2 separate regions of the Homo sapiens genome follow, and region 2 is linked to region 1. A link is a loop called in an ENCODE intact Hi-C map of the cell type or tissue named here. Cell type or tissue: MCF 10A. All regions are shown on one strand. Links, peaks and the distances in the headings refer to the core of each region. The heading gives the core; the rest is flanking DNA.

What was found. A loop is a pair of places that touch in the nucleus more often than their neighbours do. Peaks named below come from ENCODE experiments on the same cell type or tissue, not always from the same donor. Only the 100,000 strongest peaks of a DNase experiment are listed, where the experiment ranks them.
Region 2: it touches region 1 in a loop (14-fold over the local background); 3 of 110 quality-filtered maps call a loop at or near these places.

The regions. Positions count from the first base shown.
Region 1 is chr2:3,642,349-3,657,991 of GRCh38, forward strand. COLEC11 (collectin subfamily member 11) reads left to right here. Exons shown (of 7, transcript NM_024027.5): 6 at 1,096-1,191; 7 at 1,379-2,296. The coding sequence ends at 1,770. It also overlaps a transcript of ALLC not described here. Among named protein-coding and RNA genes, the nearest start is that of ALLC, 8.0 kb to the right of the region's middle. RefSeq lists enhancers at 9,203-9,482, 9,593-10,341, 9,593-9,832. In MCF 10A, for the core only: a CTCF peak has its summit at 8,820 (motif pointing left); a DNase peak (open chromatin) is centred at 8,813.
Region 2 is chr2:1,848,517-1,864,159 of GRCh38, forward strand. MYT1L (myelin transcription factor 1 like) reads right to left here. Exons shown (of 25, transcript NM_001303052.2): 19 at 3,125-3,187. LOC107985838 (a long non-coding RNA gene) reads left to right here. Exons shown (of 4, transcript XR_007086191.1): 4 at 3,082-3,148. Among named protein-coding and RNA genes, the nearest start is that of PXDN, 110 kb to the left of the region's middle. In MCF 10A, for the core only: a CTCF peak has its summit at 6,493; no DNase peak of the experiment used is centred there.

The DNA.
Region 1 (15,643 bases), core at 4,871-12,870:
TTGAGAATGAGATCTGTTGCCAGAAAGGCCTGTGAGGTGTTCCCTGTTATTTCAGTGTGGGAGGTGGCTTCCCACCATGGCTCTGCGTCCCACCCATGTCCCTCTCATCAGGCCACTTGTGTTGCTCACTCTTGTGTGTCAGGACAGACACCGGCTTCATCCCTCCCTCCCTATCAGCTCCCTTTCACCACCGTTTCAATATATGCAAGCAATTCTTGTCTTAAAGCAAAACGACTGCAAAGCCGCAGAGCTCCTCTCTAGCGGCCTCACGTGTGCAGCTCCCCAGAGTTCTGTACCCCGGGCCCCTGTCTTTCCCTCCACATTCCTGCCGCATCATCCAGCTGGGACAGCCCTTGATCGCTAGGTGGTGGGTCTGAGGGCCGCTCCAGCCATCCTCCCACCAGACCATGGCAGCACCTGTCCTGTGGGCGCGGCCTGCCTTCCTCACTTCCTCCCAGGCCTCACCCACGGCCTGCAGGTGCTCCTGGTGATGCTGCTCTGTCCTCCCTCCCTGAGCCGTCCCTCACGCCCTGTGTGTGCCCACGATGCCCAGCTCTGCCCTGGCCCCCACTCCCCACCTGACATGTCACAGGCACCTGAGTGTTGGCAGATTCCACCTCCTTTGCCCAGCCAGCAATGGAATGGCCCCACCACCTCTTCCATTCCTGACAGACGCCACTGCGCCCTTCAGCTCCCCTCAGCCCTGCAGTGCCCCCAAGCCATGGAGGCCTGCTGGCCATCCCCACCATCTTCCTCAGATGTTCTAGCTTTTCTCACTGCACGCCCTCAGCCAGACCTGCTTCCCTGGTTCCCAACCCTGCCCTGGGCTGCTTCCCACCCCTGCACCTCCATTTCTCTTCCCCCTACAGCTGGAGAGGTTTGAAATACATGTGTCTGCCCTCCCTCCACTCCTGTGGAGGTCCTTCCCTGCTCCCCCTGCCTTTAGGATGAAGTGGGTGATGGTTATTGCGGCCTCAAAGGCCCGTGGGGCACGTTTGTTGAGTAAAATGTGCATTTCCGGGGAGGGGTCCTCGCCTCTCTTCTGAGTCCGAGTCCTCATCCAGCGTTTGTAACGCGTGGGCCTGGCCCCCGCAGGCCTCCCATGTGAGTGCAGCCAGCTGCGCAAGGCCATCGGGGAGATGGACAACCAGGTCTCTCAGCTGACCAGCGAGCTCAAGTTCATCAAGAATGGTATGTGGCTCCCGGCGCCGCCCTCGCTCCCTCCCACCTCCCAGCCCTGTCCTGAGCCCCCCGGCAAGGGCTCTGCCGTGCCCACGCCTGCCCTGCCTGCCCTGCCGGCCCCTGCTGCCTGTGGCTGTGCCTTAAGTTTGTTGCACACATACAAGTGCTCACTTTTCAACCCTGCCTTACCCCACAGCTGTCGCCGGTGTGCGCGAGACGGAGAGCAAGATCTACCTGCTGGTGAAGGAGGAGAAGCGCTACGCGGACGCCCAGCTGTCCTGCCAGGGCCGCGGGGGCACGCTGAGCATGCCCAAGGACGAGGCTGCCAATGGCCTGATGGCCGCATACCTGGCGCAAGCCGGCCTGGCCCGTGTCTTCATCGGCATCAACGACCTGGAGAAGGAGGGCGCCTTCGTGTACTCTGACCACTCCCCCATGCGGACCTTCAACAAGTGGCGCAGCGGTGAGCCCAACAATGCCTACGACGAGGAGGACTGCGTGGAGATGGTGGCCTCGGGCGGCTGGAACGACGTGGCCTGCCACACCACCATGTACTTCATGTGTGAGTTTGACAAGGAGAACATGTGAGCCTCAGGCTGGGGCTGCCCATTGGGGGCCCCACATGTCCCTGCAGGGTTGGCAGGGACAGAGCCCAGACCATGGTGCCAGCCAGGGAGCTGTCCCTCTGTGAAGGGTGGAGGCTCACTGAGTAGAGGGCTGTTGTCTAAACTGAGAAAATGGCCTATGCTTAAGAGGAAAATGAAAGTGTTCCTGGGGTGCTGTCTCTGAAGAAGCAGAGTTTCATTACCTGTATTGTAGCCCCAATGTCATTATGTAATTATTACCCAGAATTGCTCTTCCATAAAGCTTGTGCCTTTGTCCAAGCTATACAATAAAATCTTTAAGTAGTGCAGTAGTTAAGTCCAAATAGTGGCAATGGGGTCTTGAATTACTACCTTTTAATTTCTATATGGAAAAGAACTCACTTTGACCAACACTTCTGTAAATTACATTACAATATAGGTTCCTTCACACTATTATCCATGTAAAAACAATTTTGCTTTGCTTCAAACCCAGATTTCAGGAAAACAACAACAAAATTCTCCAAACTTTACTACTAAATGTGTGGAGTCATTTTGTTCTCTTAATTTTTTCAATAGCTGTATTAGTTATCTTTTATTTTAATTAACTTTTGTAGAGGTGAGGTCTTGCTATGTGGCCCAGGCTGGCCTTGAACTCCTGGGCTCAAGCGATCCTCCCACCTCTCCTGAATAGCTGGGACTGCAGGCAGGAGCCACCACACCCGGCTTGTATGAGTTATTTATTGCTGCCTAACAAATTACCCCAAAACTCAGTGGCCTAAGAAAGATTGATTACCTCCCAGATCAGGAATCGGCACAGGGCTTAGCTCAGTCTTCTACTTCAGGGCCTCTCCCAAGCTGGAACCAAGGTCACTCCTCGTGTGGTTTGTGCAGAGCTCAGGTCCTCCTGGGTTGTTGGATGGAGGGCCTCAGTTTCCCACCAGCTGTGGGTCACAGGCTCCCGCAGTTCCCTGTCACAGGGGCCCTTCCCCTGGGCTGCCCACAACATGACAGCACCTTCCTCAGAGCAGCCCAGGAGAAGAGCCGAAGAGAGAAGCCGCAGCCTTTCCTAAGCTCACCTGGACATATCCTGCTGTCTGCATCCATTTGCGTTGCCACAAAGGAAAACCCGAGGCTGGGCAACAGATCAACAAAGAGGTTTATTTGGCTCACGGTTCTGCAGGCAGCACCAGAAGCGTGGTGCCAGCATCTGCTCCTGGTGAGGCCTCAGGCTGCGTCCACTCTCAAGTGGAGGGGGAGGGAGAGCCGGCACTCACAGAGATCACATGGGGAGAGGGAAGCCACGAAGAAAGAGAGGGAGGTGCCGGGCTGTTCTGCATAATCAATCAGCTTAGGGAACTAGCAGAGTGAGAACTTGCTCACTAGGGTAAGGACTGAGGACAGCACCCAAGATACTCATGAGGGTTCCGCTCCCGACCCAAACACCTATTTGGCCCCACCTCCACCATGAGGGTCACATTTCAACATGAGATCTGGAGAGGCCCAACAGCAAACCACAGCACGTGCCTTCCCTCTGTGGTGCTCTACCAGCTTGAGGCGAGGCACCGGGTGCAGCCCATACATGGGGGTGAATACCAGGGGGTGGGGACCACTGGGGGTCAGTTCAGAAGCTGCCTGCCACAGTACCTCATGGTTTTTTTTTTTTTGTATTTCAGAATCCCAATAAAAATAACAAGTATCTTCATTTTTAAAATAGAACACACGTACATGTACATTCCCTCCCAGCTGGTGTTGTGGGGCGAGAGGGAGCTGTGGAGCTGGCTCCCAGGGGTGGGTGTATTTGTGCACATCCTGTGAGGGAGGCCCCGACGGCCCTTTGTTCTAAGTTATCTATTCTGGGTGTTTGTACAGTGAAATGCCTTGGAAGATAAAGATAGTGTCTCCCTTCCCTGTCTCCCCACCGGAGAAAAGGGCAGGTTTGCCCGCAGCCTTGGAAAATAGAGTGTCTCGTTCTGTGGCAACAGGCAGGCATGGTTACTGTCCAGCATAATAAAGATGATGTCTCCCTCCAGGAAAGAGTGCAGGCATGTGTACTACCTGCTAGAGAAGAACCGGGTTCCCTAGGCTCAAGGGTCCTCCCTGTAACGGACCCACTGCATGTGCGGGTGCTGTCTGCCTTCTTCCTGAACCCCTGAAGGGAGTGGAGCCCAGGATACTGGTGCAGAAATGCCAATACCCCAGCTATGGCTGTTGCTGTAAGTAACAAAGTCCTTTATCTCTGACCCAGAAGTCTCATGTCTTCAGCCAGCACCCATGAACCTGGGACTGTAAGTAGGGTAAAATCTCAGGCCTTTCACAGTTCTTGACAGGAATTTCTTGATATCTCCTTGAATTTAATTCTCATCTCATTGGAAGGACATAGCAAACAAGTTTATTCCGGACCTGAGTGGTCCCTGGTTTGTTTGGATGGGAAGAGGAGCACCTTGTCTTCATGGAGCAGGTTCCAGGGAATGATGTACAGCTGGAGAAGCAGGTGCCGCTGCCTCGCCTGCTGGAAGGGAGCCCGTCAGAGCGACCAGGCTTTTGCTTCATTGGCGCAGACTCTGTGTATGAGAGATGGAGTCTTCCTACTGGTGCGTATATCCTTCTGGTGCTTACAAGCTACTGCAGCCATTAACTCACCCCTCTATCTGCTCACCCATGCATTCATTTACTAAGCAGTCAGTTTGAATATTTCTCCGTTTCTGACTCTGTCAGACCCATGGTTTTCTGTGTGGCAGTTCCAACAATGCCTGGAGTATAGCTGAAGAATTGGGGGATGCTGCTGTGTTTGTGTGTTGGGGGGCCAGGCTGTGTGTGGGGAGGGTTGTCACTGAGCAGGTCATCTCACTGAATGGGCAAGTCCTCAGTGGTCCCCACTTCTGGTCTCACAGGCTGTGCCCTGCTGTCCATCATCCCCGTGAGGACGCAGAGCCACTCCCTCAGCCCCCGCACCCCTCATCCCCCCATTGCCTCTGAACTCTCTGGTTCGCTGAGGTGGCCTTGAAATATAGGGCCCCAGACAGGCTGCAGGGGTTGCGCGTGTGATGACACAGGGACCATGTGAATGTAATTGGTAATATGTTCAACGCGACACACACATACGTCTAAGAAGCAAAAATCCTCCTTTACTTCAGTCAACTTTGCTCTAGTTGAGGGTCAGTCTTTCTAGGCCTTTTTCAAGAGCATGCACACACTCACACACACACACATACACACACGATTAAAACGTATCTGGAGAATGCCTCGGGGGTGGGCATTCTTTCTCACCTTCTTCATCAGCAACCTGTCTTGGGGCAATTCCCATGCTGCCCATGGGGCCTGCCTGCTTCTCCCATCCTGCCGCAGAGTATTCCAGAGTGTGGCCGCTGGGGGTTACTCACCCATCCTCTCCCGATGCCGCTGGGGGTCGCTCACCCATCTTCTCCTGATGCCCCTGGGGGTCGCTCACCCATCTTCTCCTGATGCCCCTGGGGGTCGCTCACCCGTCCTCTCCTGATGCCCCTGGGGGTCGCTCACCCGTCCTCTCCTGATGCCCCTGGGGGTCGCTCACCCGTCCTCTCCTGATGCCCCTGGGGGTTGCTCACACATCCTCTCCTGATGCCCCTGGGGGTAACTCACACATCCTCTCCTGATGGACACTAGCGTTGTCTCAGCCTTCACTCCCTGGTGATCACTAACGCATCCTCTCCTGATGGACACTAGCGTTGTCTCAGCCTTCACTCTCGCAACCCAGCTGCGGTCAGGCTCCTTGACTGCACCTTGATGTGCGCCGGTGAGACCCTATCTGTAGGGGAGAAACAGACCTGGAGGTTGAATGGCTGCACTTACAAATTTGATAACCAATCCAATGCCAAGTCTGGGCCTGTGAGTTACAGGCAGGAGAGGAGAGACCAGGCTCTGCTGATGATGGTGCAGTGGGCAGGTGTGGGGCAATGGGCAGTGGGTGTCCTGGGGACAGCAGCGCCAGGGAGCCCGGCAGCCCTGGCAGCCTCTCCCACTCCTGTGCTAGTGATGAGTCTGGGCCCTCAGGATGGGAGCAGGAGAGCTCTTTGGCCTAGAGAGGTTTGTCCTCTTTTCCATTTCTCCCCCCATTAAGGAGCAGAGGTAATTATTTTAATGGATGAGTCTTATTCATTATGTGGAGTGGCTTCTCCCTGACACGTCTCCCAGTCACACAGGAAAGCATGTCTTCCCATCTGTCTTTGATGAGGCTTTCACATGCTCGAGGCTGCTCTGCCCAGGCTGGGGGAGCCAAGACGCTCCTGACACTGGCAAAGCTCTCGTGCACACATAGGGTGTCAGCTCTGTGCATGTGAGGCTGGCTGGCTCTTCCTCACCTGCACGGCGGCATCCACTGCCCACAAAGCCTCCCTGGCTGCCCCAGGTCCACCAGTCCTGGAGGTGCTGCTGGCCTCGGGGATCCTGCAGGGTCTGGGGTGCTGCCCACAGAGTGGGTGGAGACTCTGCTTCCATGTGCGGACTCCTGGCCACAGGGAAGGCCTGCCAGCTGGGCCTCCATTCCCCTAGGGCTGCCCACAGCATCTTTGTCCAAGTGTCCACGGGGCTGTAGGCTGTCCACTGCCCCCCATTCTCTGCTCCAACACCAACCCCTGTCCTCCTGCAAATCCATGTGGGCAGACGGCCGCCTCTTCCACCAGCGCATCACACGACCCGCTGTGTCCCAGGCTGGGACACGACTTCAAGTGACAGTGTGATCTTCATGAAGTTACAGAAACATCCTAAGCCTCAGTTTCCTCATTGGTGGAGTGAATGATTTTCATGCCTCCCACTGGGGCCTTGTGAGGATTACATGACACGATGTGTGTAGGGCGGTCGGCGTGGCAGAGTACTGGGTGTTGAGTACTGAGTACCTGGCCCCGTAGAGAAGCCTGGGTGCCAGGCAGTGGTGAACATAGCCCAGGACAGTACGTTCTCATGCACGCCGTAGACGGGTTCATAGAAACGGCAACACACGTCATAGGTTCTTGGAAATGGCAGGCTTGGGTGAAATGGCAGTTAATGAAACCAGTTCCACAATGGGCGCGTTAATGAGCAAGACTGAAGTGCCTAGGGTGTCATTCTGGTCACAGGGTCATCACCAGACTTCGAAAAAAGACCCCAAACACTTCTTTTTTTTTTTTTTTTGAGACGGAGTCTCGCTCTATTGCCCAGGCTGGAGTGCAGTGGTGCGATCTCGGCTCACTGCAAACTCCACCTCCTGGGTTCACGCCATTCTCCTGCCTCAGCCTCCTGAGCAGCTGGGTCTACAGGCGCCCGCCACCACGTCCGGCTAATTTTTTGTATTTTTAGTAGAGACGGGGTTTCACCGTGTTAGCCAGGATGGTCTCGATCTCCTGACCTCGTGATCCACCCGCCTCGGCCTCCCAAAGTGCTGGGATTACAGGCGTGAGCCACCGCGCCCGGCCCCCAAACACTTCTAATATTAAATACTGAAGTAAATGTGGTTTACACATACATTTAAGAAAGATTAATAGAAATAAGATCCATGTTACCCAGTGATTCTGGTTCAGGGGTGCGGGTGGCCCACGCCTGACCTGGCAGCTCAGGGTGCAGGGTGGGCTCCAGCCCTGGAGAGGACGCTGTCCCATCGCAGGGCAACACACCCGCACTCACACAGGGACCGGGCAGACACACCAGGGACTCACGTGCACACGTGTGGACGCGGGAGGAAACCAGAGTGCCCAGAGACAACCCACGCAGACATGGGGAGAACAAACAGACGCCACAGACAGCGGCCCCAGCTGGGATTCAGTGTTTTTCCTCATCAGTGTTACAACGAAGCAAGGTTGGATGAAACAATTCGAGGACTTGCTGCCCGTAGCTTCCCCAGCTACAGCTGTTCAGCAGCGTCTAAGACGTTTTCCAAATTTGTTCTGTGAGGAACTGGACGTGATGCATTAGTGCCCTGGAAGGCACGGAGCCGTCATCTGTGGGTCTTCACCCCTTTCTCCCCTCTTATGTCTGATTCTTGCAGAAAACAAGAGCCGTTCGGCACTGGCTGCACAGTGCCCTCAATTGGAAGGGAAGAGGGCAGCGCTGGCTGAGAGGGCAGAGGAAGCCGGGACACCTCCTGGAGGAGGGAACACTCTCTGGGTTCTGGGGTTTAGGGAATTAGATAGCAAAGCCCTGTTCCAGGTTCCTGCAGGAGCTCCCACTGCTCCTCCTGGGGGCCGGAGTGGCATCCACAGGGCTCTCGGGGCAGCCAGGATTCCCTGTCTGTGGCCGGCCACCGGGCTGATGGCCCCTGAGTTGACCCAGGCAGCCTGCCTTGCCAGGACTGATGCTGAGCGCTGTTTGCTGGCTACTGAGTGAGAGAAACAGCGCACCACGGTGACTGTCAGGTGGAAGCCTGGTGAGGCCTGGGCAAGCGGGCAGCTGCAGCTCCAGCCCCAGCAGCACCTTGAAGCCCCTCGGCCCGGTGAACATGTGGGCCCTGGCAGCCACCTGCCCCATAGTTCTGTGGGGGTCAGCAGTGCGTGCACCTCCCTTCCAGATGCTCTGCTCCTGGGGCGTCTCGCACTTGTCTGGGGCTCAGTTTACTCCCATACAGGCGAGGAGCTTGGGTACAAACACCTCTGCCTCCACACTACCCCTCCCATGTGGGTACCCACTGTCACGCAGTCCCCACCCTGCAGACCCTCCACCAGGCTTCATGGAGGGGAGTCTGTGTTAATAGCAGGCACAGTGAAGGCGCACGGGGCCTTTCTTTGTACCTGGTTAATTCAGCAGTGTAGGATTATGCTTGCTTTAAAGCAAACGTGAGGGGCTATAAACACTGGGCCTGAAGTCAGAACCATTACCCTGATTTTATTCCCATAACTTCCGAGGAGGAGACCTATTGTGTAGACTGCAGAATCTGATCTGCAAAGTAGGAGGGAAACGGTTTGGTTAAGGAGAGAGCCGGGATTTATTAGGTGCTGCATTGAGGCATGACCGGAGAGCTGGCACGCGTGTATTTCTCAGAGCCCTCTGAAGCGTGGGCTGAGATGGATGAGCGCAGACACACAGCCTGGGGCTGCCCGGCGGTGGCGGCGGATCCGTGGCTCCATACTGCCATCTAGTGGGAAAAGAGGACGAGGACGGCGGCGCCCACACAGGCGCGGGGAGGTTTGCAGAGCCACGGAGGGCGCTCAGGCCGCCGATGCTTGCGGGAATTCTTTTTGGGTGGGTGGGTGGGTGGGGGGGGTGTGTGTGTGTGTGTGTGTGTGTGTGTGTGTGTGTGTGTGTGTGTGTGTGTGTGTGTGTGTGTGTGTGTGTGTGTGTGTGTGTGTGTGTGTGTGTGTGTGTGTGTGTGTGTGTGTGTGTGTTAGGAAGGGAGACGAGTTAAAGGCGTAGAAAGGACAAAGAGCAGGCGGGAGCAGGAGGCAGAGGCCGAGGTGTCAGACTCTTCAGAAAGCACCCGGCCTCGCTCCGCGTGAGTTCTCATCCTCAGTGGCACCCACGTTGTGTCCCTGCGGTGACAGCAGCCACGTAGACCTGACGACCGAAAGAGCAGTCAGGAGAAAGAAAGGTCACTTTGGCCGTTGATGGCAAAGACGAACTCTGGATGGAGGCTGGGCCAACCCCATGCGGAGCTCCATCGGCCGGGGAGGCGGGAAACATGCCCGGCGTTTCTTCAGGGGCAGGACGAGATCCCTGACAGATGTCGCGTGGCTCTCAATCGTCCTTATTCGCGGGCAGCTATTCATCCGGATGCTCCTCCCTTAGGCCTGAAACTGCTCTCGCGCTCTGCCCACGCCGTAGAAGGCAACTCAAGGTCACTGCATGGAAACCGTGCCCTTCGCTTCCCCTGTGGGCCCATCAGGGTCTGTGGCCGGTGAGGGCTGAGGTCACCAGACGCAACCCGGCTCAGCTCAGCAGTTCGGAACCAAGAACCACACGTTTCTTAGTTGCAAGCAGGAAAATCGCAGTCGGGCTAATTTAAGCACAAAGGGAATTTGTTGAAAGCGTTTTGGGAGCTCGCAGGAATTCTGGGAGGCCCGGAGCCCCGCCTCGGTGCGTGTGGAAGGGAACAAAGCCCATGGATTGTGCCGCCCACCACGACCTGCAAGGGCCCCTCGGCTGCCAGCAGCAGGTGCGGGTGGTTGCTAGGCTGCCCGCTGTTGCTATGGAAGCGGCTGTGCTGCTGTGTTTGCATTTCACTAGCTTCCTGTGCAGAGCCTGGGGGCCGGTCTGTCTGGTACCTAGAGCTCGGGGCCATTTTGTGGGCCTGCACAGGTTGTGCACTGCACAAATCCAGAGCCACTATTCATAGAGCTACAATCCGCACAATTCTACATGGAAGCTTTGTAGGCGTCCATGCCTTAGATACAAAGGAGGCTGGGAAGCACATATTTTTCCATTTCTATGGTGGGAAGAAAATGTGTTTCCTAAGGATGGAGATATCCCAAACAGCGTATATCAGTTAGCTTTTGTTGTGTAACAAACCACCCCAAAACTTTGTGATTTTTTTTTTTTTTTTTTTTTTTTTTTGGAAATGGAGTCTCGCTCGTTTAGCAGGCTGGAATGCAGTGGCGTGATCTCGGCTCACTGCAGCCTCCCGGTTCAAGGGATTCTCTTGCCTCAGACTCCCAAGTAGCTGGGACTATAGGCGTGTGCCACATGCCCGGCTAATTTTTTGTGTTTTAGTAGAGATGGGGTTTCACCGTGTTGCGCAGTCTGGTCTTGAACTCCTGAGTTCAGGCAATCAGCCTGGCTCAGCATCCCAAAACGCTAGGATTACAGGCGTGAGCCACCACGCCTGGCCAAAACTTAGTGATTTTAAATAATAACCATCCATTTAACCATTAATCTTAACTCTGTAGTCAGCAATTTGGACTGAGCTAAGCTGGGCAGTTGTTATGGTCTTGGCTGGGCTCACTCTGGTGTCTCTGGGTAGCTGGTGGGGTGGCTGGTCTCCAGTGCATCAGCTGGGAGGCCTGTCTGCAGCCTGCAGATTCTCACTTCAAGTAACTGGCCTGAACATGTCTGCAGGGTGGCAGCAGCATTTTGGCGCTGCTTCAAAAAGAGTGGGTGCACACGGGGCCCCCCGAAGCCTCCACTCAGAGCTGGAGCATCACTCTGTCTCCTTCTGTGCCCCAAGTTGGTCATGAGGTGAGCCCAGGGGTCAGGAAATAGACTCTGCCCATGATGGGAGAAGCTGTGGAGTTCCATTGCACAGGGGTGTGAGGGACTGTGGCCACGTTTGCAGTTTGCCACTTGTGTGAAGGAAGTTCAGATGTGGCCAGAATCAGGACAGACATCCATTGTGGCAGGGTTTGGAGAGGAGAGGGAAGGCCACTCCAGGTGACCGGCAAGGACTGGGCATGTGTTGAACTGAAGGCCTGGTGGCCCAAGTGGACCTGCGTCCTGCCAGCTACGATCCAGCCCTTGCCGCTTTCCCTGAAGGTGTGTCAGGCACTGTGAGCTGGGGTAGGTCCTTCTGCTAAAAAATTCCATCACAGTTTGTTGGGGGATTGTGGCAGCAGTGGGTGTCGAGAAGACAGTTTCTGGCATTGCTCTTGGGCTCAGGTACCACGAGGGTGCTGCCAGACCACACCGAGATGCTCTGCTCATCCTTGATGACCTCAAGCTCACCTCGTTTCCCTCATCCCGTGGGCCATGATGGTGCGTGGCAGAGCTGAGGGAAGACTCTGGTGAGGGCCAAGCCTATTCCAACATGTCCTGTGTATCTTTCCCGCTCCTGCTACCCCTGTGCTGCAGCCCTCAGTCTTATTCTAAGCCTTTCTCATCCCTCATCCCCCATCAGGCTTCCCTGCTGGGGTTTATCATCTATGGCTGTGTAACGAATTATCCCACGATTAATAGATCTTAGCTTGCATGGTTCCTGTGACCCAGGAGCTTGGGAGCAGCTTTGCTGGGTGGTTCTGTCTCAAGGAGTCTCAAGAGATTGCACTCAAGATATCTGCTGGTGCCACGGTCTCATCTGAAGGCTTGACTGGGCCAGAGGATCAGCTGCCAAGGTGGTTTGCTCACATGCCTGCGAGTTATTGCTGGCTGTTGGCAGGAGGACTTGGATCCTGCCATGTGGGCCTCTCTAGAGGGCTGCTGCATGACCCTATGACAAGGCAGCTGGCTTCCCTCCATGTGAGTGATCCAAGAGCCCTTGATGGGAGAACCTGCAAAGTCACATTGTAAAGAGGTGTGAGCGTGAGGAGAGGCGGTGGACTGCGACTGTGGCTGCATCCCCCACACGGGAGGAAAAGCAACGGCTGCAGTGGCTTTGATGGCGCAGCCTCGGAACCACGCTCTGCCATTTCTGTAAGGCCCTGCTGGTTGCACTGGGTGGTCCTGCTCAGCATGGAAGGGATTTACCAACGTATGAGTGCCAGGAGGTGAGGATTGCTGGGGCCGTCTAGGAGGCTGCCCAAGCTTGCTCCTTAGGGTTGTGCTTTTTCTAGATGAAAGCTAGTTCATCTGACCCACACATTCAGGTTATCATCTGATGGAAGCTGAAGAGCTCAAGACACACTCCCTGAGCACTTGTCACGAGCCAGACACTGCCAGAAGCTCTGGGATGACACAGTCAGTGCGTGTGACTCTCAGTGAACCCTCAGGTGTGCAGGAAACGTGACTGTCTTTTCTGCGTGTTTCCCTTCAGCTGAGTGGAAGAAACGTATTCTCAGTCAGTTCTGGACTTCATGCCCCATTTCCCTGGGGTCGTGTCACAGACAGGGCATTTGCAACTCTGCCTGGAAGGCGCAGAAAGAGGACCGCATGACTGTTTTCAGGCGAAGGTTGCCATGGATAAAGAAGCGCTTTGCATTGGCTGTGTAATGCGGCACAGCAAGTTAGCACGAATTAGAGGCTTAAAGCAGCATCCGTGACCTCCCTGTGTCTGTGGTCAGTGCCTGAGCCGCTCCCTGGACCCTCTCTCAGCCTGCAGTCGAGGTGTCCGTGGGCTACTCTCCTCCCTCTGCGGACAGGAACTGCTTCCTCGTGCACTCCCCAGGTCACTGGTGGGGTCAGCTCCGTGCTGGCTGCTGGCCTCTCTGCAGGGCAGGTTGCACCATGACAGCTGCTCCTTCAGGGCAATAAAGGAGAAAAGGCAGGGGCAGGGGTCAAGACGTAAGTCACAGGCTTCCGGAACTTCACCTGGAAAGTGACACCCATCACCTTTGCTGTGTCCTGTTCACCAGAAGTGAGCCACTGGGCTCCACCCACATTCGGGGAGAAGAATGGGGCGTGGATGCAGGTGGAGGGGGCCCAGCACCTTGAAGTTGCCCTACCCAGGCTGGCACATGTGTCCCAGGAGTGTTGTATGAGGGTGGGCAACATGGAAAACATGCACAGTTTATGTGACTGTCAAAGGAATGACTAGTTTGTTTGTTTGTTTTTTGAGATAGGGTCTCACTCTATTGCCCAGGCTGGAGAGCAGTGGTGCGATCACAGCTCATTGTAGCCTTGAACTGCTGGGCTCAAGCGATCCTCCCACCTCAGCCTCCCAAGTAGCTGGGAATACAGGTGTGTGTCATCATGCTTGTCTAATTAAAAAACTTTTGTTTTTCAGAGATGGGGTCTCACTGTGTTGCCCAGGTTGGTCTCAAACCCCTGGGCTCAAGGGATCCTCCCGTCTCAGCCTCCCGAAGTGCTGGGATTATAAGCATGGACCACTGTGCCCAGCCTTAGAATGACAAGTTTTAAGTATTTGCCTAATTAAAGGGACAGCATTAAGGAAACCACTGGCCTCTTGCAGCTGGAGCCATAAGACAAGCCTCGAGCATTGCCCCTGAGCTCTGCCCCTGTGCTTCTGCTGGAGCCCCTAAGCGCTGCCCTGTGCTTCTGCTGGAGCGCTGCAAAGCCTGTTGCCCGCTCCGGTGGGGGATGTGGGTAGCCTGCTGTCAGCAGAGCCAGCGAGCTCCCAGTGGAATGGGGCGGGGGGAGGAAGAGGTGGGAGGTTGTTGTGCCTGAAGAGTGGACATTTCCTCAACATCAGGTCCCCACCTAGTGAGCGGGACACCCACTTCAGCCAGGGGCTGCGCAGGGGTCGGGAGGAGCCCGTCCAGGCAGCCAGCACCTCCATCATCGCAGGCTGATCTCCTTGCCTCCTGGGAGCCCAGGGAGGCCGGGGATGGCGGCATTATTCTGAGGGTGCTCCAGCCCTTTCCATGAGAATCCTCATGTCTTGGCAGGACCAAGGCAGGAGGGTTGAAGCCCCTACGGAGCTCCGAGAACAGCCTCACGTCTGGCTCAGGCCACTGCTCTGGGACCACCTCTCTGCCAGCTCTTGTTCTCCTCCCGCCCCACAGATGGGTCCACAGGACGTCTGCTGTGCCACGATGGAAAGTTCTGTAGCTGTGCAGCCCAGCCTGTCGCCTCTGCCGCATGTGGCTGTTGGGCACTAGAAACTTACCTCATAAGACAGAGCATCCAAACTTTTAACTTCACTAAATTAAGTTGATTTTAGCGTTAGAGAAGTATTGAATTTAGCATAGCTAGTGGCTGCCACGTCGGATGGGGCAGCTAGCTGGCAGAGCCCTGTGCTCAACCTCTGGCCATGGCCCAGCAGCCCCAGCATCGCCCTGGAGCTTGGAGAAATCTCAAGCCTCAGGCCGTATCTCAAATCTGCAGCGTCAGAATCTGCACTTTAACCAGCTCGTAGGTGATTTGGAAGCACATTAGATTGTAGGAGCCAGCTCGGTGTGGAGGGCAGAGGTCAGGGTGTGGAGGGCAGGGGTCAGGGTGTGGAGGGCAGAGGTCAGGGTGTGGAGGGCAGGGGTCAGGGTGCCTTCTTCCATGGCTTTATCGGTGCCACAGCCTAGGCTTAGCGAAACCACGAGGATAAAAATAGGCCCTTCTGTTCTCCGCACCGTGAGCTTTGTGACTGATCCGAGGCGGCGAGCGGGGGCACTGCACTGCTGTGGCGGGGAAGTCACGGCTGACAAGAACTGCCAGGGACGAAGCCACGTGCATTAATTCATTAAAATACAGTCAGCTATGGAAGGCAGCATAGGATGTGGTTTCGTTCTTAAAGAATTTCATCTGGATGGGCAGACAGATGTGTAAACATGGACTCAAAGGCCGGGCGAGCTGAGATCAGACAACAGGCGCTGGACGCATCCTAACTACGGCTGGGTGGCGGGGCTGAGAGACGGGCTGGGGTTGGGGGTGGGGTTCTCAGTTGGAGGTGGCCTTGAGCCGGCCTTTCAAATGGCTTTGCTTTCCTCTGGGAAAGCTGGAGTTCAGGAGGAGAAGGCCGGTCAGGCCCTGGGGAAAGAAAACCCAGGAAGGAAAAAGGAGCGTGTGGGTGATGGATCTCCCTGGGACGCAGGTTGTCTTTCTGGAGCCCCAAGGGCCCCTGTGCGCGCCATCTGCTGTGCTGGGTTCTGGTTCCAGCTCAGTCCCTCCCTGCGCAGGTGACCTCGGGTGGCTTTCCTGCCTTCAAGGCCCCAGCTGATTCATCTGCAGAGTGGATAGCTTGCCCCGCAGGGTGGCTGTGGTGAAGCAAGGCAACGTCTGTTACTGCATGTCGAAGCCGGGCTCAGCTGTTTCTTTCTGCATGGAAAGTTCTTCTGCAGACAGTGGGGCCTTTGAAGGCAGGCGGCACGTGTTGTTTTGTATGCCACAGGCCTAGCATCCACTTGGCAAGGTGCCCTTTCTTAAGCATCTGTGGGCTTCTTTAAATTCCATGAAAATTTTGTGTGTATTTACTTTTTCTGGGGCTGAGGGGCTCTAGCCAAACCCTCCCAAGGGCCCCTGTCTTCTCTAGTAGGTCAGGACCCACTGCTGGGTGTGCTCAGTGTTTTCTGAGTTAATGATGATTAGTGAATAGGTGACGTCTAGAGATAAAACTTTAAGTCAGGTTACTGGCCGGACCAGGAAGGTGGGGGTTTCAGGCCCAGGCCAGTGGCCGGAGG
Region 2 (15,643 bases), core at 3,355-11,354, 1.8 Mb before region 1:
ATAACTGAGGGAAAAAGAAGGCCAGTGAATCATCGTCTAAGTGGCGTTTGCCTATAGGTAACATTATCTTCCTGTTCCTGGGAAACAGACAATAGAAGATTAACATGAAAAGAAGTTCCTCCTACTTGCATTTCTGGCCACCAAGAGCCAACAGACCTTTAAGAGTTTCCTTGTTTGCTTGTTGGCTTCTGTCTGTCTGCAGCAGCTCATTTACACAGAACTGCACTTGTTTTGCTGGGGCCTCCATCTTCCTTTAGCGGGGGCTTTATGTAAGGACTGTCACGTGGAGGCAACACTTCTGCTGAGCAACGTGCCCAGCCCCGCTTAGATGTCTATACTAGGGAAGCTGTTACTAGAACAAGTAACGTCACAAGGTGCTCCACCTTCAGTACGCTAAAACCCCGAGAGGGCTCTGTCTAGGTCTCAGATTTGTCAAACACAAATCACACTTACTTTCCAACTCCATTGACTTAACCCTGGGATCATTTACTCCAGGCATAGATGGTAGCTTAAATTTGAGCTTAGATTTTAATCATGGGTTTGTGCTATATTAAGACTTAACAGTCTAAGATATATGTAAAATGAATAAAATGTTTAACCCACATGAGGACTAAATTTACATGATGCCAACTCCCACCAAAAAAAAAAAAAAATCAGAAAAACAGACATTTGGACACAAAGTGACCAGGAAGTGTTCACCTTACGGGGTGCTGACATTACGCCATGCCGGAAGCTCTGGCCACGTGAGAGGACCAAGACATCGCTTTTCTAAGATGAAATAAACACCAGCATGGAATGTTCTTGTCTTTGTATATTTAATTGGAGTTTTACAAATTTTTTTTTAATCTAAACCAGTGATTTAATTCTGGCAATCTTGTTGGACGGCGCGACTCACTCGTGTTCTACCAAATGTGGTGGCTGTTTCTGTGCTGCCTGGTGAAGCCACATCAATGTCATAAGCCCTCTGCTGCCCTGGGTCTGTGGCAGTGGTCCCCCCAGGGGACACTCAGCAGTGACTGCAGGCATCTTTGGTTGTCACGAAGGGGTGGATGCTCCTGGCATCTGGTGGGTGAGGCCCAGGGGTGCCGCACAGGTCCCACGGTGCGGAGGACGGCCCCCACGGCAAACAGCCATCTGCCCCCACTTGCCAGCACTGCAGAGGCTGAGGAATCTGGGTGAAGAGCTTGCAACGTTGGCACGGAGTCTGGAGAATCCTCCCACAAGTTGCATGCTTCATTTTTCTTTGGTGGCATTCACAATGTGTGCTTTTCATAGACACGTGCTGTTTAAACATAGCTCTCAAATGGCTGGGATGTGAGCACAGGAGCGAGTTACCTTCAGTGAGATTTTAATGACAAAACAATCATCCTGTGAGTTCTGTTTCTAATCCAAAACGCCAGCCAGTCAGGTGAGGGTCCCCCACTCTGACTGTTGGGATCTGGTCACTCAGGGACAGATAGCAGGTTTCACTCAGCTACTCTGTACAGACAACCGTGCTCTAGGGGGCGGGGTGGTGAGGGGGGGGCCATTATCCACTGCTGACAGTGTCTTTAACTCTCCTAGCTTCCTTTATCTCCCTCTCTCCTTCCCTTCCCTCGCTCCCTTCCCTCCTGCCCCTCCCTCCTTCCCTTTCCTTCCCCTTCCCTTCCCTTCCCCTCCCCCTCCCCCTTCCTTCCTTCCTTCCTTCCTTCCTTCCTTCCTTCCTTCCTTCCTTCCTTCCTTCCTTCCTTCCTTCCCTGTCTTTTCTCTCTTTCTTTTTTATTGCAAGCAGTATGTTAAAAGCAGGAGGCCTCATCTGCGTCTGGACTGCGTACTTTATAAGCTAAAATTTAGAGAGCTGAAAGGGAGCAGCTACCTTACAACTTCGTTTATTTGATAGATGCAGCACTGTTTCCCATACAGGGAGACTTCACTTTAAATCGGTCTTATTTCAGAAACATTCTTGTCTTTACCTCAGCATTGGCTGTTGGTACATCTAAACATGACTTCACCATTCACAGCATGTAGTGGATTCGCCTTTGTGTGGACGATATGTTCACAAAGGTTTTCTTCTTGACCAAAACTTTAGTTGAGCTCCTCTGGGTCCTTTACTAGAATGCACCCGACCTTGGCTTCCCTCTCTGTGCTTGTAGGATCCAGTTTGAGCAAGAATCCTGCTAACTCAGTTTAAGAACAATTCCCCACCATCAGTGTCGGAGCATTTGGATATCCTACCACCCTGGCCGGCCATCAGCAATGACAGCAATGATCCCATCAAGTCCGTCTGGCCAGAAATCCCTTCTCCTTGGTGCTTCCCGTGGGGAATTTTCCATCCACTGACCCCAATCTGCTCCTTGGTTGTAAATCCCCACTTGTCCTCATTAGGGTTTGAGCTGAGTCCAGTCTCCCCGACTACAGGAGCTCATTGCATGGCGCCTGGACCTCTTGCCCTGCCCACCCCGCTTGAATAGTCTGGTGTACCATCTTTAACAAGTGGTAAATTTTTTCTCGAATAGTACCACAATTTCTTTCCATTCTCGGCTAAATAGTGCCTGTCCTAAATTCCATGTTAATCCAGTAGTTACTGAATGTCAAGTGGTATAGAATTTTTGTTATCTCACATGATGAAATCTCTATATTATATTTTAGACAGTACCTTCTTTTTGGGAGAGACAGTGCCTAGACTTTGTAACATTAAGTGCTTCTTAATGTTACATTCTGCTTAGAATAACTGTACAGCTTTGTGGTCCAATCTTAATATTTAAGAGACCAACTCTCAGTGGCATTAGAATGTGTGTCTCTTGATGGCTTTTCTCAGGGATCTTATAGTAGATACTGTTCTTTTGCCTTTACTCTTCCAATTTAGAAAGAAGTGCAGCTGGATAGGTGGAATGTTTCTCAGTGGGGCCACTTGCACTGCATGTGAGATGTCCTGAGAGGAGCCAGTGGCCCTGGAAAAGGAAGGTTTGCTTTCTAAGAGAAGCTCCAATGAGGACGTCACTGCTTTATGGCGCTAAGAGTCTCTAGATCCTTAATTTTGCCCATGGTGTCAAACTTCGCAAGGCTTGGAGCCTGACGTGAGTGATATTCCTGCCATTTCAGTGAGAAAGAGCATTTTGGAGAGAAGAGTAGCATCTCTACATACCTCCGATGAGAAGCATAATTGCCGGTGATATGTCCAGAACCATCACAGCCAGGCGTGGGGCACCTACAATAAAAAATGCAAATTGTGTTAAAATGGAAAGAAATAAAGTTCCCTGAACAATTAACTTTTTTTTAATCCAAAAAGCAAACTAACTCTATTGCTTCACTTCCTACTTGAAAGAGGCTGAGTGGAGCCGGAAGCTCCCTCATGGAGCTGGAAGTCACCATGACCACACACACACCTTCCAGAGCACCGGGAGCTTCGTGGCTGCTCCGCTCCCCACAGTCTCTGGAGCAGATGCCGCACTTTTGGTCCCTAGGCTGCTCATTCTAGAACCTGTATTCCCTCCTAACAGCCCGCCTTTCCTCCCCTCATTCTTAAAGCTCAGCAGAGCCAGCAACCACAGGGCTTGTTACTGCACCAGCCCACGTGGGAAGCAAGGCTCACACATGAACAGACATGCCCTGGGGTCTGAGAGAATGGTTTTAGTCTGAACTCAGACCCCAGCACTGCAAAGGCACCCCTTCCACAGACTGGCCAGGGCTGCGGCCAGCCTGGGTGGTCCCAGGGAGCAGTGAGGGTATCGACCCGCATCTGGACCATGGGAATGCAGGCCGACTGTCTTTCCGATGACCACTGTGCACTCAGGCAGGTTTGATAGACCTTAAAATAGTTGTTACTCTTGAGCGACATGAAGAACATAAATCAGTTCAGATCCACCAGGTCAGTCAGTGGAGAGGCTCTGAACAGTTCATGGGGACATACACTCATCTGCTGAAGCCTACCGAGGCAACCCCATCCCGTTTCTTAATTAAGGTCTTGCTATTTCTCTAATCAGAGACTTTTTTTAAGAAAAAGAGCTTTATAATTATATTGCCCTCCATATAACTTCTTAACTATGCTGTCTCAAGAATAATGAGATCAACTTCTTAACTATGCTGTCTCAAGAATAATGAGATCACACCGCAAACACATTTTCACTTTGAGCTATTTCAGTTGCATTTGCGCCCACCATGAATGTAAAAATTAAGAAAAAATTCCCTTTATTTCCATTACATTTGTAATTCTCCAAAAATGACAAGGAGAAAGCAACTTAGTGAGCAATATTACACCTAGTAGGAAGCATCAAAGCATACTCCATGCCCCTTCCCACCTCAGTGAGTACCCGAATTCTTGTCAAGATCAAGAATCACAATTTAAAAATATTTTAATACATGTCTACTGCTCCTAGAGATTTCAATTTGCTTTCCACTCAGAAAGTCACTATGGATAGGGTACTGGGGGCTGAGACCAGGACGGCAAAGTGCTTGCTTACAGGTGGGCTTTCTCAAGATCAGAGGAGAATGGCAGGGATTAGAGTGGGAACACATGACATTGGCCGAATTTTAAGTGTATGAATGTCACATTTTGATACTTGGATGTGTAAATGGTTTTCAGTACTCTCCTTTAGTCCTAAGAAAGGGAACAGAACTCTAGATCTCAGGGTATAGAAGTGGATGTTTTCCACATCATATTAGAGGAAAAGTCTAATTTATGACCTGCTCCCGGGGAGAATGAGAGGGTCACTGAGTGAAGAAGCAGTAAAGGGTTCTTCTGTGTGCTCCCATCACTGCTCTTCAGCCTAAGGGGAACTGGGGATTTTAAAAGAGGAGTTTGGGGCAGAACAGTGATGAGGTATTTCAAACAGCGTCTGCATATCATGAGCAACAACTCCAAATCCAATTGTTAGACCTGATTTTTGTTCAAGTAACAGCTGTTCACATATACTTAAAGTTTGATCGTAAGACTATTCAGTCAGTTGCTAAGTAATTATTGTCTAAAAAATAAATGACTGAACTTAACTAGCTGGTTTTTCAAATGACACCTTATGTGGGTAAACTCCAAACCCATATGCTTACATAGGAAGACATTTGAAAGCAACAAAAATCATTCTATCCAAGAGAAGCTAATCGTGGTGCATGTATCTGTATTAAAAATGTATCAAGAAACAAATTTTTCCTACCAGCCACCAATACATACTTGGTATTACTTTTTGCTTAAGAAAAGAAAAAGATTCTTAAACTTTCTAATTCAAGTACATAGTGCATGTTTATTTAAAATTTATTCATTTTAATATGGCTAAACATTTTTGAGATGTTCTTTTTTGTTGGGGCAGAAGGAAGTTGACTCTTCTGCTCAAATTTAAAGTGAGATATTATAGCCAAATAATTCAGTGAAAATCATATTTTTACTACCTATAAAAGTTTTTGTGGTAGTTTTTATGTGTTTAAATGTCATTTATGAAAGTATAATCCATTGTTTGATAAGAAAATAGGTGTTTTAACCAGCACCTGTGGCAACTTAATGTCCTGTCAAATACTTTTATTGCTTGGTTTATGTGTCCTTCTTGTTATAGGAGAATATGCCTTTTTAAAAAGCTTATTAATAGCACTTTCCCAATTTATATCTTAAAAATCCAAAGAACACTGGATTAATAAAATTTGGGAGGGTAGAATAAAATAATTGATGACTCTTGCTGCATTTCTCGGGTGGGATGGGGCTGTTGGAGAACCTGAACTACTTTGAAAACATTAGGTCTCAGTATAAATACAACTCACAACTGCTAACTTGGAGGGTGGCGGGGGAACACTGTGAGTTTTGTTTTGTTTATTGATTAGTCTTTAAAGTAGGGCTTTTTTTGAGATTACTGGGCCATCATTAAATGTGATTATGTAAAGAGATTAATGATACATATGGAGGGCTCTACCCAAGTCCGCTAAATAAGCACTACTCAGGTGCAGACTGCAAGCTCAAATGTATCTGTGTTATGAGATTAACGGAAAATAGCAAGTGTGCTGCTGAAGTCTACACCAATGGGGTTAGATGAGTGCTATGCCCTTAATTTTAAAATCAAATTAGGTTTCAGTAAAAAAAGTTTTTAAAATGTCCTTTTTCATCATGAAAACAAACAAAACTATATTGATTTAGCTCATTTTTAGAGCTTTCACTGTACTGAGGAAGAAAAAAATCATTGGAAGGAGGCTTTTCTCTCTTAAAAGGATTGTTCTCATTTCCAGGATTTCGAGTTGGGCGGGTGGGGCGTTCATCCCAGGCGTGCCACTTGCTAGCCGCGTGAATGAATGTGGGGAAGCTGTTTGGCCCGAGAAGGCTCACAGTCCTCCTGGGCCTGACGTCGTCTCCTTCTCTTGAGACGCCTCTCCACCCGCCTGCATAGGTTCCTGTGAACGCCACAGTTCAGGCTGCCCTCAACGTCCTCACTAGCGCCCAGAGCAGAGACATGCTGGAAACACTGGCTGTGTCTCCCTGAGATAACCAGCCCCCGGTTTTCGGGGGTGGTAATTCAGCTTTTCCGTCTTTAGGTGGTGCTTCTAGACCACATAAGGCAGCCCAGAATGGCTTTTCAAGGGTTCCTCCTTCCAACCGCTCTTGGTATCCATTTTTATGTTACTGTTCAAGAATTTAAGGCTCTTTAAAAACTCATAGATTTACATACAAATTTCCTAGCTTTAAGAAATCTCAACATTAAAAAAATACAATGTTCTGAAGTCGATGGATGGGGAAGTGACTGTTCATCTAACAAAAGGGATCTTCGCCTCTCAAACGGAGTCAGCTCCAGGATCCTCGACCACGGGCGTGGCGTGAAATCGATTTACAAACACGCGATTTGTATCTGCCCATCTAGGAGCATTGCCTTTTCCACGAAGGAAGCCCAGGTGGGACAATCAGCATCCCCCGTGGATAGAATCAGATGGCAGCCTGTGCTGCACAGCTTGGGTTTGGAAATGGCAGAAGAGATTGACTGGGTTTCCATGGAAACGGCCTCTCAGCTCCCTTTCAGGGAGGCTGCGGCTCTCAGCGCTGCAGCACTCAGGCTGCTGGGGAGCAGAGTGGGGTTGGAAAGAGCACCACTCACCTAGCGCCCCGCCTGCTTTCCTGACAGTTACCACGAACAATAACAGCAAGGCTATTTTAAGTTCCTGTAGATGGTTAAGGTGTAAACTTGCATTAAATAAAACGCTTGGTTATATATACATATGTATATATTTTCTTTTCTATTCCAAAGATACTATTGCTAAAAACAACTGGAGAAAGAAGATGATGAACAAATAATCTTGAAACCCACACGAGCTGCCCCACGGATATTTTCAAGACAAAAATAGTCCTGATCTTGCTTCATCTCTGGTCATGGGTTTGCCTGAGATTAAGAATTTAAGAGAAATAAAAAATAAAAAAAAAGGAAGAAGAATTGAAGAAAAAATAACTTTTGGTTGTACATATTAAGAGAAAATAACTTTTGGTTGTACATATTACTATCTGGTTGAAAAAATGTGTCTTGTATAGACATTTACGAGTGGTGATGGAAAAATCATAATAAAATATTTTAAGCAGTATTTACATTACAGCCAACGTGCAGAATTCAGGCGAATTCTAAAAAAACAAAACAAAACAAAACAAAACCACCCAAGCAACAACAAGAAAACAAAAAGTAAAAGACAGGGACGCTCAGAAGCATTTGGAACTCTGACTTTAAGGCAAGAGCCCTTGTCAGGTAGAAACATCTGTTCCTGTTGCTTTTGCAGATCTGAGGCATCTGAGGAACCCTTGGACTTGACCCCTTGTCCCCTTTGTGCTCCTGGCCTTGTCTTTACTATTCACCACCAAAGAAACAATCTCTGTGAGCCTGTGTAAGAAGCGGCATTGACCACACGTCCATGGAGGTCATAAGATGTGTCGGCTAACATAAAAGAAGAGCTCGAAATCTAGGCATTAGAATACATCATCATAAAAAAATCATATTGTTTTCCATTGGTGCACATCACGCAGCTGGGACGCTCACCAACTGGCTTTTCAGATGCCCTCTGATGTGTCCTTCCCAGGACATAAACCCATTGCTGTGCGGATTCCCTCCCATTTACAAAACCATAACCTGAAGCAGGGTGGTGTACATGAAACAGCTGTGTCTACCGACTGAGGCTGTATTGTAGCCAGTTATTCATACGAATGTCTTGAAAGTGCTCCCTCTAGGGTCTATCATCCCATCCTCTCTCTTTCAAAAGGAAATAGTATGGAAATTAAATAAATGCTTGCAGTTCTACTAAGCAAGGCATTGAAAGCACGACATGCTCTTCAGGATAGGGCTGCCTCTAGTTAAATGGATGCTCACAGTACAGCACATTTTACTGCCTAAACCCACTTTACATCAATGCTGTTAGAAAACAAGGCAGAGACTCCTGGAGACAGAGGCCAGGAAAGAGCCCACAGCACAGACATTCATTGTCCAGGGGTCAGGACAAGCTGCCACATGCTTTTGTTAGACACACGTGTTGAACACCCAGAGTCAGTGAGGACAACCTCCCACCATCACCTGCAGAGCAAGTGCACGCGGAGGCTCAGAGGCCACAGGCCTGGGAGGCAGGGCCTGGGAGTCCTCCCAGCCTGACTCAGTGTTTCACAGGAGCATGAACACGAGGCAAGACCCAGCCAGTCATCAGGGCCTGGGAGTCCTCCCAGCGTGACTCAGCATCTTACAGGAGCATGACTGCGGGCCAAGACCCAGTGGGTCCACCATCATCTATCTCCAAATCAGTCTAAAGGGAGAACTACCTGGAAGAGACGCACAATCTCTCATCTTGATTGAGTTAACTACTTATTTATTTTTTTTAAAAGTCTTCTAAATGAAGGCTAAAAGGACTCCCAGAATGTTTCAGCTCTGTCTGGATTAATGATCTCTGAGGCTGCCCTCATCTAATTGAGTCATTCCTCAAAGGCTCCCCGGATTTTGAGCTCAGCAGCTAAAATGTACAGAACAACATTGAATATTTGGAGTAATAATGCAAATGTCAGATGGAGAGACTTTGAGTTCTTCTAAGAATTTCTCAGAAAGCCCCTTTCATGTGTCTTTTTTCATTCCTTTGTTTCATGGTAGCTCTATCATGGAGACTTAAGTAGTAAAACACAAAATATGAAAAAATAGATTTTTTTCTTTATCCCCCGAATTAAAACAAAATAACAAAAATGTATAATCAGGCCTTACCTATAGGAGAAAAACATATTTGTAAATCAGAATGATTCTGGCCACGTGAATAAGCCTTTGCCCCACTTACATGGAAATTTCAATTTTAAAACTTGTTTTTCACCTAAACAGATCTGGTTCTAAAAATATGTATTGCTCCGAAGCACCAGAGACATGGTAAAAAAAATTTTTTAAAATACATATTACTATTTTTTTTTTTTTAATTTGAGACAGAGTCTCACTCTGTTGCCCAGGCTGGAGTACAGTGGTGCAATCTCGGCTCACTGCAACCTCCTCCTCCCAGGTTCAAGTGATTCTCCTGTCTCAGCCTTCCCAGCAGCTGGGATTACGGGCATGCACCACCATACCCAGCTAATCTTTTGTATTTTTGTAGAGACAGGGGTTTCGCCATGTGGGCCAGGCTGGTCTCAAACTCCTGACCTCAAGTAATCTGCCCGCCTTGGCCTCCCAAAGTGCTGGGATTATGGGCGTAAGCCACCACACACAGCCTAAATATATTTTTTAATTTTGATTCTTGTTGTCATATAAATGGGAAACAATAAAGAAATGTAGAGAAAGGCAAAATAAAGACATTTCAAATAGGAGAAAAAGGCTCGATACCCATTTTTAGTCTGCACTGCTGCAACTTTCTTTCCAAACAGAAAGAGACCAGGCTACTTAGGAGTAAGCAGTTCAGAGCTGATCCTCTGCATCCGACTGCTCCACATCCTCAGATTCAACCAATGAAAGATCAAAAATATTCAGAGAAAAATGATAAAAAACAATAAAAATAATACAAATTTTAAAAATACGCTATAACAACTCCATCAATAGCCTTTACTTTGTATTAAGAATTGTATGTAATCCAGAGAAAGTTAAAATGCATGAGAGGATGTGTGCAGCTGGTAGCAGGGACAGGAGCCCCCTTGGATTTGGTATCCTCAGGGGTCCTGGAACCAACCCCCCAGGGATGCTGGGAAACAACTATCCTGTATCACTTCTGGCCAATTTCTTAAAGAGATTTCCTAAAATTCACGGAAAGGCAATTCTTGTAAATCACTCTGCAGTTTGTAAGACATTCAGTGATTTTGTCTTCTTTTGGAATTCCATGTGAAGTATGCGTATTTTGCACTTTCTCCCACGCTAATACAGCAGTGCAAGATCCCGCATGGGGCGTTGATATTTTCCAAGCCACCTTTTGCTACCTTCTCCCGGGTGGAGTCTCTGCTGCCTCCCCCATAGGCACCTCAGCCTCCCTGCCCGGTGCCCTCTCCGAATTCCCTTTCCCAAAGCCTCTCATTAGGAAAGGGTGCGGCGGCATGCCTGCTACTTGGAAGTACCAGATACTGCAAGAGTGCTGCACACACACCCTGACAGCCTGGGGGAGGGTGCTCTTGTCACTAAGCTTCAGCCACTCTGGGTCTCCCGGGAGGCTTTGTCCCTGAGATTCTTAGAGGGTCTCCCATTCGGCTTGGTTTCCTGAAAGTCAGGTGAGGGTTTTTTACAAAATGATGTCTAGGATATTCCAGTATTAGGAAAACCTACACATTTCAAAGTGTGAAGTAGACTTGCCTATATTTGTGGCATTTAGGTGGAATGCTTGCTTTCTGATATATGTAACCTGTAAACAAAAAACACCTTTCTTTCTTTTGGTTCCCAGCACTTTTCTTTTTAAATTACACTAGAAAATAACAAAAAATACATGGGAAATAATTTTAAAAGTACCCTTATCATAATTTTTTAAAAATTTCTTTTTCATGACGCAGATGAGATTTTGGAATGGGCTAGGCCCCAGGTTGCTCAGAACGTGCAAGGGTCATCATGCAAATGAAACACCAAAGTTCTGGTTGTAGGGCCTTGTGGCTGAGAGTGTGCAAGAACTGTGAAGTTATGGCTGGCAAAATAGCAACTGGGCGAGTGAAGAAGCATTATTAGTTGTATGATGCCCAATAACTGTAGTAACCAGAACACACCTAAGTTTATCTGGATGACATGCAGATGGTATCACCCGCTGACAGCAGGAATATTGGCCAGGGGATTTACACCGTGGCTTGCGGCTCCAGTGCCTATATTAGCACTGGGTCAGCCTCTCACCTGCACCACGTCCCATCCAGCCGCCCTGCCCCCTGGCCCTGGTGCCCTGATACCCTGGAGGACGCACGCATGCTGCCCCAGCGTTGGGGACAGCGCGCCGGATGAGAGGGGCTCTGGGAAAGGGGACCCGGGCCGCGCTGGTGACAGGTCTGTCTCCACTCCTGGGCTTGTTTTCTGGGGATTCTCTCGCTGCGGTTTGGCTGTTTGGGGAGCACCCAGGGGCTGCCACGGCAGCGTCACTGTCCATGCTGCATGCAGTTTGTCTGTTTCCCGACCATGCAGCCTAGGACTCTTCACTTATCCCTCTGTGTTGATCATGCTGCCCTCGTTGCCAACACTGCGAACCGCTGCAGGGCCGAAAGGCGCCCCAAGTACATCCAGCAATAGGCTCCTGTCCAGTGCGGCAGAACGTACCTAGCACATCCTGACGTCCCATTCACTTAACGGGATGTGTCCATGGGAACTGCTGCCAGAGCACATGCACGTCCAGCAGCAGTGGAGCGGCTAAGCAAGAGGCTGGGGCCGCCGGAGCCAGTATTGGGGTTGGACTCGGAGGACCCATGCAAAAAAAAAATACAAAAGGTGACTGGTGCAGCTGACGCAAGGCAACAGAAACGCCACCCCAGCCTCTCGCCCTCGCGTGGAAGAGTGAGTTTCATCCAGGGCCTGACGCATTCAAACCACACGCTCGGGATGCAGGTGGGGCCCCCAATTCCACATGCAAAGGGACCTCACTCAGGGCTGGGATGCTGGGGCCTGGGGTCGCAAGAGAGGTACTCACCTTGAGTTGATTACACGGAGCCCTAAGGCAGCTAATGCCATTTACATGTAGTAAAAACATGTTTTAAAATACATTTTATGCAGCTTGTTGCAGGGAATTCCTTTCGGGCGGTGGGATCCGGGATGAGATGTGTAAGACTGAGCATCTCTACCTTACTCTCAACACGGCCATTATTAGATGGTCTGGAGATGCTTTCACAAACAGTCCTTTGTCCTTATCACTCTCAGAGGCAAGGACTGTTTGTCCCTTAGGGTAAGGAACCCGCTGTGGGATGAGGAGTCATTCATCCTGGAGGGTTAATGGTGGGGGCTGGGAGCGGTTCTTTGCAAGGGCTACTGCCTCGACAGCACCAATTTTCCAACACCAAGAACCCACTGGATTGCCTGTGAGACTAAGACGGAGGATCCAGCACCACCACGGCGACCACGCTCATGGCCAGCACCACCACTGCTCACCTCACACACACACACACTTGTGCACACACACTCACTCCTAGCCCCAGAGGGCACAGAGGGAAGCGGCGACAATGGCCAAAAACTCAACACAGCTCAGATATTGTTTTTTAAATCTGAGGACCCCGAGGCCCTGAGGAACTGAAAGAGCCATTCTGTGGGGTCAGACACAGACTCCTGTGTGTGCCTGGAGGGGTCCTGAGGGCAGCGACTTCTTCCACTGCTGAACTGGGGCATGGGGACGGCCACTTCCTATCTCCCTCCGGGAGGGTTTAGACTCCTTTTCAGTTACATAAGGGAGGTTCAGAGAATTCAAAAGCAGATCAGTTTCCAAAAGCTGGTAGACTTCAGCTTGCCTTAGGAAAGGCAGGTCTTCCAGGACAGGAGAAAGGAAGGATTTCTAGAGCCACCTAGACAGGAGGGGATGTACATGTTTTTCCTCTTCAGCAGAAATGTTGATCCTCATCCTTTACATTCGTGTTATTTTTGTGCTATTTTTTCTTGTTTGCCTGGTTTGTGAATCTTTTTTTTTTTTTGTAGCCCTTAACTTCTCTCATAGGGAAAAGATTTGTATTCTAATCGGGGTTTGGGGGGGTGTTAAAGACGCTGTGCTCTGCCTGCAGCCTGTGTAATCCTAGATCTGCCTGCAGCCTGTGTAATCCTGGATCTTCCTACAGCCTGTGTAATCGTGGATCCTCCTACGGCCTGTGTAATCCTGGATCTGCCTGCAGCCTATGTAATCCTGGATCTGTGTGCAGCCTGTGTAATCCTGGATACTCCTCCAGCCTGTGTAATCCTGGATCTGCCTGCAGACTGTGTAATCCTAGATCTGCCTGCAGCCTGTGTAATCCTGGATCCGCCTGCAGCCTGTGTAATCCTAGATCTGCCTGCAGCCTGTGTAATCCTGGATCCTCCTACAGCCTGTGTAATCCTGGATCCTCCTGCAGCCTGTGTAATCCTGGATCTGCCTGCAGCCTGTGTAATCCTGGATCTGCCTGCAGCCTGTGTAATCCTGGAATTCGCTGAGATTTTTCACACTCGGGGGTTACCTGATGTTTTCTCTTTCTTCCTCCCAAATTCTGCCTCGTGCCCCTATCCTCTTGTTTATAAGTATGATTTTAAAACTTTTTTGGGGTTTATTTTCTCCTCTTTCAGCCTCTTATTTTATTAAAAATGGAACATATTCTTCCTTTCTACCACGGAATCTGCCTTTTCCCTGATTTCAAACCTTGTTTCATTTGTCAAATTTACAAATTATTTCACAGACTTAATTTTTCAAGAGGTTTTTAAAAAAAAATCAAAAAATCTTTATTTTGCAGGCAAGGAAACAGATGTAAAGAGTTAAGTACCTTTAAGGTCAAAAAGGAGCAACAAAGCTGAGATTACAGGAACCATCTCTTACCTTCTGGTGCGTTTTGACTGCACTAAACTCTTCTTGCCGGTTCCCTTGTTATCAATAATGCCCACCCCTAAATCTAGAATCTATAATGTGATCTATGGGGTGAGTTCATTTGTTTTTAAAGCTCAAGGGCTCATTCGTTCCTCTTTGTGCTTTTTATTGATCAGTTCACATGGACTTTCCAGGTCATATAAAATTGAGAAGATTGAAGAAGATTCTAGGAAAGAAAATAAAATGTATCTAGACTTCTGTGTCAGGAAGTAGCCATCCATAGCAGTTGCTAAAAATTACACTGTCCTCTGCTTCTCATGTCTTCCCTCTGGTTACAAAGAGGGCCAAAGAGGGCAGAGAGAGAGGTTGGAGCACCTGCTGCAAACGCTGCAGGGATGTGGCCGTCTCATATTCTGGCTCTGGAATCAGTGACGTGTGTTCCCTGGGGAAAGACGAGAATTGGCTGAGTGGACAGGGGAGAGGGAAAATCAAGAAGGAGAGAGGTGAGTAGGGAAGATGGGAGAAGAAGGAGAAAGGAGGAGGAGAGGAGAGGAGGAGCTGCTGCAGGTGCATTACAAATACACCACAGATCCTGGAGACTCTGGTGTCCAACAGGAGGCTCACAACGCTGGAATGATCCAGGAGGCCAGGGATACAGGGCTGGCCCAGATGGACACTGGGAATGGTAGCGTGTCCAGATGTGAGATGCTGGGCACCCCATGGAGATGGTGGTAGCTTTGGGGCTCAATCCCTGCTCTGAACTCTTGGAGAGAAAAACAGGGCCTGCTTCCTTGAGGCTCTCGACTTTCTATTGGGTGCCTTAACCAAAGATCCCTAACTCAGGAGAACTGAGTGTGGAGTGTGCTGTTTTCACGGATCCTGTGGCCTTTGGGACTATAAGCCAAGGTGCTGCCAGCAGGCTTAGTCCACGCTGGCCACCTGCAGGAGAAGCACAGGCCCTTTCCCATCTGGAATCTGTTTCAAGAGTAAGTTAGGGAAAGTAGGCTGGATGAAAAAAATGAAGATGTGCTTACAAGAGCAAAACAACAAGAAAACTGCAATCCACCCAAGGGTGAGAAGACTGAGCTCAGATGTGTTGAGATTCCGACATTCATCCCCACAGACTTCCTTTCACATGACGCCACAGCAGTGTGACAGCCACGCTTGCAGAGTACTGTCCCGCGCCAGCCCGACCCCCGGAAGGATAGAAACGGCATGTCCCACTCCAGGCCCAAACCCCGGAAGGATAGAAATGGCATGTCCCGCTCCAGCCCGACCCCAGGAGGGATAGAAACGGTATGTGCCGATTGTATTCCGACAGTGGTGGCGACAGTGGAAGGACTTGAACCATGTCACTTGAGAAACAAAAAAGGGGGGGGCATTTGGGGATATTTGGGGGGATAGTTAGCTCAGAGAAGAGGAGGGAAACAAATGACTCCTTTAAAATAGATGGGAAGTAGATGTTATAAGGCAGAAAGAAATCTTGTTCTGAACATTCATAAATGTCTTGGGACTCCCTCTCGGGAGGAGCCTCTAACCATGGTTGACGGAGGAAAGAACGGCTGCCTTGGGTGGTGGAGCTCACCCTCAGGAGAGGAGCTCAAGGACCGCTGGGGTCTGCTGAGAAGTGCAGGAGCATCACAAGGTGGCTGGATGGGCGCCTGCCACTGGCCTTCATGCCCCCCAGGGCTGCGGCTGCAGGTTTTCTTCACAGCCTGACATGGCCCAGGTGGATGGTGACAGGCCGGGCTGTGCCTTCCCTCTGGGAAACAAAGATGCCTCTTCAGGG